Regions from separate parts of the Mus musculus genome. Here region 2 is linked to region 1. Evidence: chromatin loops called from intact Hi-C (ENCODE). Cell type or tissue: heart. All regions are shown on one strand. Each heading gives the region's core, and the rest is flanking DNA. Links, peaks and the distances in the headings are about the cores only. Region 1 holds the start of Vinac1 (vinculin/alpha-catenin family member 1). Region 2 holds the start of Chchd5 (coiled-coil-helix-coiled-coil-helix domain containing 5).

Region 1 (2,803 bases), core at 88-2,587:
TTAAAGACTTTTCTTTCTTTCTTTCTTTCTTTCTTTCTTTCGGGTTTTTTGTTTTGTTTTGGTTTGGTTTAGTTTTTCGAGACAGGGTTTCTCTGTATATAGTTCTGGCTGTCCTGGAACTCACTCTGTAGACCAGGCTGGCCTCGAACTCAGAAATCCGCCTGCCTCTGCCTCCCAAGTGCTGGGATTAAGGGCGTGCTCCACCATTGCCCAGCTAAGACTCTTTTCTTAAGAGTATACTTATTAATATCTGTAAAGAACTCTCTATCTGTAGATTCACTTTGTCCCATCTTGAGAGATACCCATGAAATGCACACAACCCAGAACTGATGTCTTCTGACCTAAGACGGGTGCTGATAGCTTCCAACAGAACAGCTAGGCACTGATGGCACCTAGTATCAGCCTCTGCTGATGGCAGCAGGCAATAAAAGCCAGAGCTGATGGCTCCTGGCTTAACATGGGCACTGATGGTACCCAACCAGGAACTGATGGCCCCAACTATCCGCCTCTACTGATGGCAGAAGACAATTTAACTGCACACTCCTTGTCCAATGGATTTGTAAGACCCAGTTAAGAGTCCTATCTGTGTCCACTTACCTTATTCAATGTCGCTGTTCGGGTGCCAAATTAGAACATTGGGAGCCTCCTGGCCCGGGCCAGGGGTAGCAGTGGAGTCACAGAGTAAGGACTCTGGTGATGGCTTTAACGTCTGAGGGTCTTGGGGCTTTCTAGCTCTCTAATTATACTGAAATGCTGATGATAACTTCTAAAAAGTCCTAAAAACTTTCTTGCTCTTTCTGAGGGCTTGCTTGCTGGCTTAGGCGATTAACACCTGTAGCCTATCAGGGGAGGATTAAGCAATACAGCCTTTGTTCTATCTCAGCAGGAATCTTTCCTAAAATGAGTCCCTCATAGCCTTGCTTAATGAGGGCTCACTGTCGCAGATTATATAATAATCCAAGGCAGGCTACTTCAGGATGATCACCTGCTAGTTATTAGCTTGTCCCATTATGGCTCCTGACATGTGTCCGATTTTACCGCACCCAGATCAAACCCAGAGCTCAGTGCTGGCTAAGCAAGCACTCTACCAACTGAGCTACACCCATGCCTGGATCTTTTGTTTCATCCACCAAATCTGATTTTGAACTTGGTGGAAGACCCAGACAGAGGGCGGAAAGGGATATTGGCGGGCTATGGCGCAGCTGGAATTATTTCCCTTGGTCTCTCCACCGCAGTTTGCTATTACTGCAGCCACACTTGAGACCCATGTCACCGGCCACACACTGAGTGGCGGGGCGGCCCTGGTGGGCCCTGCTTGGGAGCTCCTGCCGCCGCAACCCGCAGACCTGCCCTTAGCGCCGCGCGGAATCACGGTCGTGGGCGGGGCGCCGGCGGTGGGCGGGGCGCTGGGGGTGGGCGCGGCGTCCGGGTGGCGCTCGCCACTCGGGCGGTGGCGCGGGCGCCCAGGGCAGACACTAGGGTAATCCGGAGGCGCGGCCCTGGAATTAGACCGACAGCGGGGCTGAGGCTGAGGCTGGGGCAGTGTGCACGCGGGGCCGCCGTGCCCTGGACTCGTGTAGCGGCTGCGGGGCGCGCTGCCCTTCGCCATGTACACCTTCGTGGTGCGCGACGAGAATAGCAGCGTCTACGCCGAGGTCTCCCGGCTGCTGCTGGCCACCGGCTACTGGAAGAGGCTACGGCGAGACAACCCCAGGTTCAACCTGATGCTGGGGGAGAGGAACCGACTGCCCTTCGGGAGACTAGGTGAGCCCTTCCCTCGTGGCCGCTGCGCGCATGAATCGGAGAGCGAGCGCTTTTGTTTTTTAAGGTCATTAATCTTCCCTAGGCGCGAGCTCACCTTAGCAGATATAAAATGGGTCTAGCAAGACCTAAACCCGTAGCTGGATTTGGAACGGAGTCTGGGTGCGGTTGCCCTGTCTGCTGACAGTGACCTATACCCGCACTCAGGGTGTCGGCCTGGTTCCCCTGCTTCCCTGGGCCCGCATCAGTCATCTTGCAGCTTTCCGCCACTTAGGATTCAGCTCTGTGTGGTGTGGGCGTGGAAGGGGAGTTGAAACCGCCGAGGCTTGGGTTACCCGGAGGCCAAGATGAACCGGCAGGGAATTTGGAGAAAACTCACTGACTTACCCAAAGCAGGAGCTTCCAGGGAAGCTGGAGCGTGGGGAGCTGTTCCATTTCAGACCTTTCCTTTAGCTGCACCAAAAGTTTACATTTGCAGCTGCATTTAGTGATGTTTTCTTACACGATCTTGGGTGACTTTTGCTCTCCTCATCCACATGTGCGAAACTGGCTTGGTACCATTCTATTCGCGTACTCTCATGTAGGAAGGGACAGCAACTCCCTTTTAAATGACGTAATCTTGAAGTTGTCCTAATGGGTTCAACTAGCATCCCACAGACTTGAACCTGGTCTCATGGTCCCTTCACTACATAGTCATCTGGGGAGGGCTTGCCTCTCTCTGGGTGTCTGGTTCTTTTCCAGAATTTCACTTGGGGGTGGGATCATTTGTATTTCAAGGACAGAAGAGGAGGGGGGCATCTCTACCTTAGCAAACACCCCAGAAAGTAGTGTCCCGTGTCCTGAAGAGGAGAGGTTTTTTTCAGACATAGGTGTGGTCAGCGGTGGATGAGGCTAAACGGAAAGCAGTTTGTTTGGAACTAACAGGCAATTTGGCAAGCTTGCATAGGGCACTTGGGTGACATTATAGCCACAGCAAGCTATGATGGCTTATGGAATGAAGTTTGTTAAGGCTTAGTCTTACTGAATTAGTTCAGGGACAACT
Region 2 (2,803 bases), core at 140-2,639, 64 kb after region 1:
AGTTCATGCCTTTGCATTGCTGTATAGTACTCCACAGTATGGGTGACCTACTTTTGCCATCCACTTTGAAGGACATTTTGATTCCAGTTTGGGGCACTAAGAGAGAAAGCTTCTCTGGAAGGCCACATGCATGCTTGTGTGTAGATATAAACTTCTTGTATCTGGGACAAACGTTCAAGAAGCAATTATTGCGTCATAAGATAGTTACCTGATTTCATAAGAAATAGGGGAGGGAGTGAAGGAATGGCTGACTAAAGTGCTTGCTATGCAAGCAGGAAGACCTGAGTTGTGGATCTCCAACACCTGCATAAAAACCTGCAGAAAAGGCATGGTAGGGCAGACTTGGAATCCCAGTGTTGGGATGAGGAGACAGCTCCTGGATGTTCACTGGTGGGTTTTAAGGTTCAGTGACACCCTGTCTCCAAAAAGCTTCAGGTGTCAAGCAATAGAGGAAGCCACCTGCCGCCAGCCTCTGCCTGCACACATGTACATCACACACATGTCCCTAGTTTCCTTTTCCTGCTCCCTCTTAGCGGCTACTGACATTTACAGCGTGCCTGTCCTGGTGTTTTCTCTCAGACCAATAACATTGCCCTTGATTGTCCTAAATGAGTACCTTTTAAAGTTCTTTCATTAATGAGCTCCCCAGAAGGGAACCCCAGTAACAGAAGCACTCTTGAGACCTGCATTTCTCAGATCCGCTTCACTTCAAACCTTAGGGTTATCTAGTTCTCTCCATTCCATTCTTAATGACTCTTTTGACAGCAACCAGACAAAAGGAAACTAGAAGTGTGGAGTGTCAAGTTTCCCAAAAATGAAAGTGTCACTGTATATTATGAAGGCCAAAGCAGTCGTTCTCATTTTACAACTGCGTGCTAAGGTAATCACCTTACCGCTCATTTTCTCTAGCTTAGGCCTCTCCATATGAGGAATATTTAGCCTTACAGGGAAATGAACTTCCAGGTCTAGCCCTATAATCTGAAGGCAAATGTGGAGAGGGTGCAAACACCACCTAAGGAAATTACAAAGAAAATAATTTGTGCACGATTGCAAGGAGCAAGCAATAAAACCCACTCTCATCCTGCCTTTACCACCTATGGCAGGAAAAGGACATGTCTGAGTGAATAATCGGATGGGAAGCCCAATGTGGCGTTTAAGATCATTCCTTTCCGTCAAGTTGGAACTAAAGTCAGGAGGAGAATACGCAGTGGCGGAAAGCCACTGGTAGCTCAGCCTGAGAGGGCAATCCCCGTGTTCCTAAACTAGCAGCGGCGGGCACAGCTGCCGCCTCAGCCGCAGCGTGTGCCGAGCCATAGTCACGCGGGCCGGTGGCCTCAACTCCAGCCGGGAAAGTGGCAGCGCGAGCGGCTGTAGATCTGACCTACAGGGAACCAGCTCTGGTGCTCTGTGCCTGGCTGCTCGATCACGGCCGAAGTCCTGCTTCCGGTGATCACTAAACGCGACCACCACAAGCCGGAAGTAAATAAACTAAAATAGCTGACGGACCGGAAGTAGTTACAGGGGCCTCCTCCCGGATAGGCAGTGAGGCGGAAAGCAAAGCAGGACACAGCCATGAAGGTTGGACCAATGTGGGATGAGTGGCAGGGACGCTCGACGACCGGAAGAGTGAGGCCAGGAGGTCTGGGTTGGGCGCCGCCATAACAACCTGATACCGGAAAAGGCGGGTCTCTTCTCCCTGACTGATCGGCGCTTGAATTCGCCTGGAGATGTGAGTTACAACTCCCTATAACTCTAGATCATGCTTGTCAGACTGCACGGTCCCCAACGGGAAATGACTGAATTCAAGACTCCAGGCCTGCTTCACAATAGCCAGACTTTTTGTCTTAGGACTTCCACGATCTCCCGGGAAATCCCACCTTGTTCCACAACGCGCAGGGATCGGCGCTTATTTCTGCCCCTCGTTGGTTGTCCCTATCACAGGATCTTTACACCCCCCACCCCCAATCCAGACTAGTCCAATCACAGATCAAAATCAGAACTCTTTCTTGCCTTCTCTTGAGATTATCTTCAGTTTACCCTGTCCCACAGGCAGGCAGCCCTGGAAGTCACTGCTCGATACTGCAGCCGAGAGCTGGATCAGTATGGCCAATGTGTGGCAGCCAAGCCAGAGTCGTGGCATCGAGATTGTCACCACCTTAAGATGAGCATTGCTCGCTGCACGTCCTCCCAGTGAGTGTACAACTGGGGGCTAGAGGGTGCCAGGCAGTAGGGTTTGAATGCTTCAGGGTCTAAAATGCCCTACCCCCCACAGCCCGATCATCCGCCAGATCCGCCAGGCCTGTGCTGAGCCCTTTGAAGCCTTTGAGAAGTGTCTTCGCTTGAATGAGGCAGCAGTGGGCAACTGTGCTGAACACATGCGCCGCTTCCTGCAGTGTGCAGAGCAGGTGCAGCCACCAAGTTCACCCACAACTGGAGAGGTAAAGGAGGCTAACTTGATCGTAGCTTTTTCCTTTCACAACTCCCTTCATTTTCTAGTTTAAATACCTTCCAGAACCAGTCCCAGCCCCATTCCCATACATGGCCTTGGCTATGCATCCAAGAATCTAAAAACCATGGTTCTCTGTCCCCGAGTGGACATGCCTCTGCTTGTCACCACCTTTCACACTCCCCTCTGCCAGGGCACCTGCCCCAGCCTTTCCCCGGCTTGCCAGACCCTCTGTGTTCCATATAATGACCTGGATTCTAGTAATGATAATCCCTTGCTTAAAACTCTCTGGTGGCCACCAATTCACACTGGAACAAAGTCCCTGATTCTTACTGGATCCTGTGTTCTTCCTTTCCT

What was found. A loop is a pair of places that touch in the nucleus more often than their neighbours do. Peaks named below come from ENCODE experiments on the same cell type or tissue, not always from the same donor. Only the 100,000 strongest peaks of a DNase experiment are listed, where the experiment ranks them.
Region 2: a loop joins it to region 1, with 11 times the contacts of the local background. A loop is called at or near these places in 1 of 42 quality-filtered maps.

What each region holds. Positions count from the first base shown.
Region 1 is chr2:129,064,540-129,067,342 of GRCm38, forward strand. Vinac1 (vinculin/alpha-catenin family member 1) reads right to left here and starts at 1,370. Exons shown (of 11, transcript NM_001370941.1): 1 at 598-1,370. Ttl (tubulin tyrosine ligase) reads left to right here and starts at 1,408. Exons shown (of 7, transcript NM_027192.2): 1 at 1,408-1,764. The coding sequence starts at 1,608. In heart, for the core only: no CTCF peak of the experiment used is centred there; DNase peaks (open chromatin) are centred at 1,392 and 2,022; H3K4me3 peaks cover 1,800 bases; H3K27ac peaks cover 1,428 bases.
Region 2 is chr2:129,128,129-129,130,931 of GRCm38, forward strand. Chchd5 (coiled-coil-helix-coiled-coil-helix domain containing 5) reads left to right here and starts at 1,572. Exons shown (of 4, transcript NM_025395.3): 1 at 1,572-1,729; 2 at 2,050-2,190; 3 at 2,273-2,438. The coding sequence starts at 1,728. In heart, for the core only: no CTCF peak of the experiment used is centred there; DNase peaks (open chromatin) are centred at 1,583 and 2,213; H3K4me3 peaks cover 2,068 bases; H3K27ac peaks cover 1,798 bases.